Regions from separate parts of the Homo sapiens genome. Here region 1 is linked to region 2. The links are chromatin contacts, found by Hi-C or POLR2A ChIA-PET in ENCODE. All regions are on one chromosome and are shown on one strand. The core of a region is the stretch at or near the end of the contact, and the rest is flanking DNA. Distances in the headings are between cores, read along the strand shown.

The links. Hi-C counts contacts between places; a loop is a spot of excess contacts on that map. ChIA-PET counts read pairs that join two places held with the same protein, here RNA polymerase II (POLR2A). Pooled maps may share reads with other maps.
Region 1: a loop to region 2 is called in a pooled map, with 2.3 times the contacts of the local background. The contact joins two enhancer-like sites. A Hi-C loop is called at or near these places in 2 of 168 maps with a recorded cell type or tissue (CD14-positive monocyte and endothelial cell of umbilical vein), 1 of 37 single-sample maps with no recorded cell type and 4 of 50 pooled maps. POLR2A ChIA-PET finds 5 or more read pairs at or near these places in 4 of 52 experiments (MCF 10A, SK-N-SH, activated CD4-positive, alpha-beta T cell and 1 more).

Annotation. Positions count from the first base shown.
Region 1 is chr1:205,709,955-205,713,593 of GRCh38, forward strand. It overlaps NUCKS1 (nuclear casein kinase and cyclin dependent kinase substrate 1), which reads right to left. Exons shown (of 7, transcript NM_022731.5): 7 at 2,868-3,639. Among named protein-coding and RNA genes, the nearest start is that of SLC45A3, 31 kb to the left of the region's middle. Within about 2 kb of position 1,322, at least 3 of the 41 ENCODE cell types and tissues checked have a DNase peak (open chromatin) inside an H3K27ac peak, as active enhancers do.
Region 2 is chr1:205,541,356-205,545,278 of GRCh38, forward strand. No RefSeq gene overlaps it. Among named protein-coding and RNA genes, the nearest start is that of SLC60A1, 26 kb to the right of the region's middle. RefSeq lists silencers at 2,046-2,095, 2,196-2,325 and an enhancer at 2,186-2,480. Within about 2 kb of position 2,481, at least 22 of the 41 ENCODE cell types and tissues checked have a DNase peak (open chromatin) inside an H3K27ac peak, as active enhancers do.

The DNA of each region.
Region 1 (3,639 bases), core at 72-2,571, 170 kb after region 2:
GAGACAGGATCTCACTGTTTTCCAGGCTGGTATGAACTCCTGGCCTCAAGCAATCCTCCTGCCTCAGCTTCTGAAAATGTTGAGATTACAGGTGTGAGCCACTGCACCTTATTTTTTGTTAATTATATTACTACACACGTTCAGTTCTTTATGGATGAGACACTTCTTACCAGATAACCAATCAGCTAGGGTTACCAAATTGGTAGTTATCATATCCTAAAATTTAGGCTATCATTTTTCTTGGATCAATGACTTTCTATCTCCTTCAGAGCCTTACTTTACCCATCTACCCTAATCTCTTATAATCAGGAGAGCCCTGACTACATATAGACTGTGTATTTGTGTTTCTTCCCAAGATGGAAAAAGTATAACTATTACACACATTGCTTTGTACATCAGCCAAGGAGGTGGTCTTACACATTCTAATAAAAGGGTTTGTGTATTCAACTTAATAGCTAAAACATTACCAATAATAATATATATGTGTACTCTTCCTTGATCAACCTGTTCCTTAAAGTTAGATTTTTAAACAAATCCCTTCTGGGTGCCAGCTTACTGCTAAATCAAGGCAAACAATTATTTCCAACATTTTGTTATCATAGTTTAAAGTAATTATTTGCTTTATTAGGATGGGAACTCTGGCTGTACCCTCTCACTCCCTGACCCCAGAATTAACACAGCATTTATTTCACAATATTTGTGCAGGGTTTACTATTGAACCAGGGGGCACACCCATGAATAATACTGATTTCTCTTGGTGGTGACCCAGCCAAAGCATGTCAAAATGAGTACCTATCTATTCTAGTAAGATAATGGAGGAAAAGAGAAGCAAGTCATCAAGATAAAGGAACACAAACTACCATATTACCTTGAAAACAAATCTAAGTATTTGTTGTGTGTGAACACATATCAGTGCTGATTGTACAAGAAACAAGGCTTTTGAGCTGGAAGGCAATTTCAAAGACAACACCTGTTTCAAAATAGGGCAAAGAGTTCACAGCTGCATTTTGAAATTTCAGTCTGCACTTCTATTTCGGGATGTTATCCACATAGGCTTAGGAGATATAAAGAGGGAACAACACAAGAAGACAGATGTGCATGAATCAAGAAATTCTATTTCCTATTTAAAATTCAGAAAAGATTGCTGCTACATACATTAGGATGTTAACTGGGTACACTGATCACAGGGCTTCGATAACCCAAGTAAGTGGCAAGGTGTTGATACACTTGCAGAATATCAACTGAGCCTAGCCGACAGTATCTAAAAATGTCCTGAGCCTAGTCTGATAGTATCTAAAAATGAGATGGGGAGAGCAAGCATTCCACTACCTATGGAGGACAAACACTGCCCTCTACTGGCAGACTGTAACTGCTATACAGTCAACATGACGAACATTTTCCTCAACAGTCACTATCATGAGACATAATCAGAAAATAAAAGCTTTTAAATAATTTGAGGCTTTGTGTCTAGGGGTCACCAGGATTTTCAAGCAAACCGAAGTATTCAATGAGAAATCTCCTTACTCATTGAAGTTTCCGACTTTCCCCATTAAATCTTTGATGTAACTCATTGGACTGGTTCAAGTATCACTGTTACTGGGAGATGTGAGAGAACAGCAAAATGCTCAAAAGCTCAATACCAGGAAGAAGGCTTAAGGGACCCATGTATACCAAAGGGAGCTGGCTTTAGAACGAACAACTGTGATAACTTAAAGCACACAGCACTGATTCAAACCCTTGTTGTACTACATACTAGCTACATCAGGTACCACATAAAACCTCATCTTACCTGAACCAGGTTATTCTTTACAATATTGGAAGAACAAACACTTGCCGATCTCACAGTTGTTGGAAAAATTAAATGAGGTAATATGTGTTGCACAACTACAGTGTAGTACTGTATACCGATGTTCATGGATAGGAGTCTAGGTAGCTCCAAGTGTGTTTTAACCTCTCTTCATCTGTTTATCCACTTGTTGGTTTTTGAAATCCTTTAAATCAGACTGCATTTCTTCAGCACTGTCCTGAAACATAAAATTGTCTATGTTATCCATAAAATACTTAAGGATTATGAGGAAAAGTAGATGGTTAATGCTCATCCAAATTCAACTTTAACCTGAGACAACTCATTATATTAAGAAATAAATGTATGTGGGCAGTGTGCCTGCACCTGTAATCTGAGCTACTGGGGGAGCTGAAGCAGGAGGATCCCTTGAGTCCAGGAATTTGAGACCAGCCCAGGCAACATAGCAAGACTCTCATATCTCCGAAAAAGAATAAAATGGCCGGGAGGGGTGGCTCACGCCTATAATCCTAGAACTTTGGGAGGCCGAGGTGGGCAGATCACTTGAGATCAGGAGTTCAAGACCAGCCTGGCCAACATAGTGAAACCCCGTCTGTACTAAAAATACAAAAATTAGCCAGGTGTGGTGGTGTATGCCTGTAATCCCAGCTACTTGGGAGGCTGAGGCAGGAGAATCACTTGAACCCGGGAGGTGGAGTTTGCAGTGAGCTGAGATCATGTCATTGCACTCCAGCCTGGGCGACAAGAGCAAGACTCCATCTCAAAAAAAAAAAAAAAAAAAAGAAAGAAAGAAATTTAAAAAGTTAGCTAGTCACTGACGGATAACAGGATGCACAAAGCATTTAATTTCAAAGCCAAATTTGCATTTCAATTATAGTATTTGGCTGACAAGGCAAGTATGTAAACAAGAGGAAAAGTTAAAAAGAAAAAAGCCCTAATAGCTACAATATCAGCCCAGTTCTAAAGAGGGATCTTGTACCACATTGTCCACCTAACAAGTAATCTTTAATTCAAAATTCAGCGTAGTTCTTATGGGTATTTGGAATTGAATGCAAGTGTGTTCTGTGAGTATAAACATTATCTTTTATTATATATGATTGTTAAACTTTGCTTTCCACAACACTTCATAACCTTGGATGTAAACATGAGAAAAAATGCTAATTAAGAATCCTTACGCACCCAGTCCAGTGCTCCCTTAATTAATCAAACTGGTAAGTCTACTGCTTCTTGATTCCATCCTGAGGTATTAACTTTTGAACCAAGACATGTTTATCTTTTACCAACAACAGGGATGGTCACTGTTAAAGTTTCTAAATAATTTATTAGGGAAATAAGTTCCCACAAAGTCAGGCTGAACTGGGAGCTGATTAACAAAGCTGTGTAAGTTAGTGTGTTTGCTTTAAGGTATTACAAGAAGTACACAGAGCACACATCTGGGTTATAAAAGCCCTTTTATAAAGCCATTTTTAAACAAAACAAAAAAAAAGTTTACAAAAGAAAAAAAGATACAGAAAAAGAATAACTTGCTTCATATGTCCCAAAAAGAGAAAAAAATAAAGGGGACAATGCCAACATGCTCAACAATAAAGGCTTCTTTTTCTTATTTTTTTAATACAAAATACAAGCAAAGGATACACATACTTAAAACAGAGCTCAGGAGCAGACACGCAGTCCTGGAAACCCTTCAATAAAAGCAAAGCAGGAGTTTGTTTTTTCTTTGTCTATGCAGATACATACAGAGACTGGGATATGTAAAAATTAAGTATCACAAAAGACCATCACACGATTCTACCAATGCATGTTGCATCTGTAATTCACGAACATGGTCAACAAAA
Region 2 (3,923 bases), core at 1,231-3,730:
CCCCTGCTGCCTTGAGCTTAGACTTTAGACTCGAGTCCCCATTTACAGTCACGGGGTACAGCCAATCTTGTTTCTAAGGTGTTTCCAAACTCTACTCCCCAACCTCCACTCCTAGGTGTTCCTGGGCTGCAGAGGGCCTCCAGAGAGGCTTCAGGACATTCCACTGACTGTCCCACTGTCACCACTAAGGGTTGAGCCTCCTCGCTAGCAAGGTGCCTAAGCCCCTTGTACCCTGGCTCCGACTTCTTTGCATACTCTGCAATCTTGCTACTAGACCAAGGACCCATTTTCCCCAAGGGCACCTCCTACCTTAAGCCCTTGTGCCTGAGTCTGTCCACGTTCCCTCTGTTTGGACTTCCTTCCTTCCTTCCAGCTCCCTGCAGCACCAGTTCCAGTTCAGTCACTGTGCCTTGGGCAAACTCCCTCACCTGGCTGAGACCTTGGTGCTTTTGTCCCTACAATGAAGGTGGGTCCTGGATGCCCTCAGAGTCTCATTCTTGCTCCTGGATGTTACATAAACCTGTCTGCTGTCACTTTCGTGTTTTATAATCCCCCCTCTTCTTCTTTCAAACATGCCTCAAACTCCCTTCCTCCAGGAAGCCTTCCTTAATCAGCCCCGTGAATGCTCCCATATGTGCTCAGTTCTGGTGGTAGCAAGTGGGCCTATGCCAGTGCTGGTGCCAAGGGGTCCACAGGGGCCTTAGCTCCCTCATAACCTCCATTGCCTGAAAGGCCACCCAAATACCTATAACCTAAGTGAAAAACAGAGCTTAGCATAGAAACAGTGACCACTTCTCAGTAAATCCCCCAAGCATTCTCCCAATCCCCAACCAGACCTACCCCAAGCCAGACAGTCTAGAAATTCTAGTTGTCTATAGTCTACACTTTTTATTTTTTTGGAGACGGAGTCTCGCTCTGTCACCCAGGCTGGAGTGCGGTGGCGTTATCTTGGCTCACTGCAACCTGCACCTCCTGGATTGAAGCAATTCTTCTGCCTCAGCCTCCCAAGTAGCTGGGACTTACAGGCACATGCCACCATGCTCGGCTAATTTTTTGTATTTTAGTAGAGACGGGCTTTCATCATGTTGCCCAGGCTGGTCTTGAACTCCTTAGCTCAGGCAATCCGCCCACCTTGGCATGCTGCTCTCAGCGCACACAATGGGCATGGGAGAACAATGACGAGGAGAAAAACATCCCGCCCGCGCGTCCATGGGCTCACATCCTCCTTTCCCAAAGTGAAAGGATTACAGGCATGAGCCACCGCACCCAGCTTAGTCTACACTCTTGTATCTAGGTTTTCAGTGTCTAAGTCTCTTTCTTGGGTTTAAGTTGTAAGCTGCCTGGGATGAAAAGCGCCATGCCTTCTAATTCCTGGCTGTGACCTCCCCCAGTGGCTTTGTCAGAGGAATGACACCACCTGGTGACCAAGTATTTTTTTAAATAATTATTTGGGTTTTTGTTTGTTTGTTTTTATTTATTTTTTGAGATGGAGTTTCACTCTTGTTGCCTAGGCTGGAATGCAATGGCACAATCTCGGCTCACTGTAACCTCCGCCTCCCAGGTTCAAGCAATTCTCCTGCCTCAGCCTCCCAAGTAGCTGGGATTACAGGTGCATGTCACCATGCCTGACTAATTTTGCATTTTTAGTAGAAACGGGGTTTCACCATGTTGGTCAGCCTGGTCTCGAACTCCTGACCTCAAGTAATCCACCTGCCTCAACCTCCCAAAATGCTGGGATTACAGGCGTGAGCCACCGCGCCTGGCTAATGTTTTTAATAATTATGAAAATGCTTTCACGCCCAGTAGCCCTTGTTGCCTCACCTTCTGTGAGGGAAACAGAGCATGCACGATTTCCCCATTTCAGTGGATGGGGAAACTGAGGCTTTGGGATTTTGAACTCCTTGCACATGGGAGGTTAAGTGGCAACACTTGGCCTCCTACCAGGCACACCCCTGCCCCAACGCTGTGCACCGTAGGTCAGTAACTCTGAACTGTTTTGTTTGCCAGCTCAGGTTTTAATCCGTTTCAGCATCGGGCCGTGAGCAGTGGCCGCGGGGCTAGCAGGAGAGCCAGAATAAGCAGATTTGGCTTCTAATCTGACTCACCCAACTGGTTCAGAATGCAGCCAAACCGGGGAAATTTGGGTGAGCTCCTCCTCTTCCCCTCCCTCACTTGCTCTCGCAGTTGTCCTCTAGCACCTCTCTCTATCCCTCCCTCCCCGTCCCCCCGCCCCACTCCCCCAGCTCTGGGAGCGCATGCGGGGGCGGGGTCCTAGGAGGATGTGAGCCCATGGACACGCGGGCGGGATGTTTTTCTCCTCGTCATTGTTCTCCCATGCCCATTGTGTGCGCTGAGAGCAGCACGTCACCAAGTCGCCTGGCAGGCTCTCAGCAGAGCTGGGGAATGTTTCCGGAGTGGACTAATCCATTATGAATGGCCGAAACTTTTTAAAAGCTCTGGCGTTTCTTTGCATGGCCAGACTGGGAGAGCCAAAGAGAAGGAAGGATTTGGAAACTCCTGGCTTTGAGGCTACAGGTCCCAGGGACCTTGGCAGACCCGTGGTTTGCCAAGAGGGCCTTTCAGACTGGGCCTGCCACCCAGTGAGGGATCTAGGAATGTCACGTGGAGGGGAAATGGCAGGTGGGGCCGTGGATGGAGGGCTCAGCTGGAGGTGTGGAAGGAGTCAAAATTGTATTATTTTTTGTTTACAACACCTGACCCCAACTTGGGACTTGGGATGGCTCACACCTGAGTATGGGAAAGGACCTAGTCACCTTTGAAAGCTTCACTGAGCTCCCCCCAGAGGAAATGGAAAGTCAGAATTGTTTTGAAGTGGGTCAGTGTTTGCCAGTGGGTGAGTAATGCTCAGTGCTCCCAGCTCTTTCCTCCCAGAGAAAGCATTCCTCTATGCATCCCTCTCTTTACCACTAGGCTGGGGGTGCCATCTCTCCGAGGTGCCCAGTGCTTTGCGTACATTTCTTCATTGTTTGATTGGTCTTGTGAGAATCAACTCACAGCAAGACCAATAAGCTTGTGTAGTAACCTATTTCTTTAGATGAGGAAACTGAGTTTCACAGAGACTGAGATTGCTCCAGACCACGCAGCTACTTTGTGGCAGAGCTGGGACTGGAACCCAGGTCTGTGACACTCCAAAGTCCATGTTCTGCGACAGAATTTCTCAAGCATTCAGGTGCATAAGTGATGGCTGGGGTGCCAGCCGAGAGTGCAGATTTCTGGGCGCTGTCCCCTCTTCCTCATCCTAATTCAACAAATCAGAGTTGGGGGCAGGAATCTGCATTTTTGACAAATAACAGGTGATTCGGAAGCGGTTGGGGCAAGGTTGAGAAACACTGACTTGGGGCTCTGTTGTTGTTGTTATTGCTTGAGACAGAGTCTTGCTCTGTCGCCCAGGCTGGAGTGCAGTGGCACGATCTTGGCCCATTGCAACCTCCACCTCCCAGGTTCAAGCAGTTCTCCTGCCCCAGCCTCCCAGTTAGCTGGGATTACAGACGTGTGCTACCACGCCTGGCTAATTTTTTTTTATTCTCCAATTTAAAACTTTTAATTAAAAAGTAAACTTCAATGTCAAAAATGCAAACTTGGGGAGGGCAGAAGTATCACCCACAAGGCTGTCACTTCACACTTGGAGGGTTGCACAGCGGCCAGGCAGAGGCACTCCTCACATCCCAGATGGTGGGCGGCGGCCGGGCAGAGGTGCTCCTCACTTCCCAGACAGGGTGGCGGCCAGAAAGAGGCACTCCTCACTTCCCAGACAGGGCGGCGGCCAGAGAGAGGTGCTCCTCACTTGACACGTGGCTAATTTTTGTATTTTTAGTAGGGATGGGGTTTCACCATGTTGAGCAGGCTGGTCTTGAACTCCTGACCTCAGGTGATCCCGCTGCCTCAGCTTCCAAAGTGCTAAG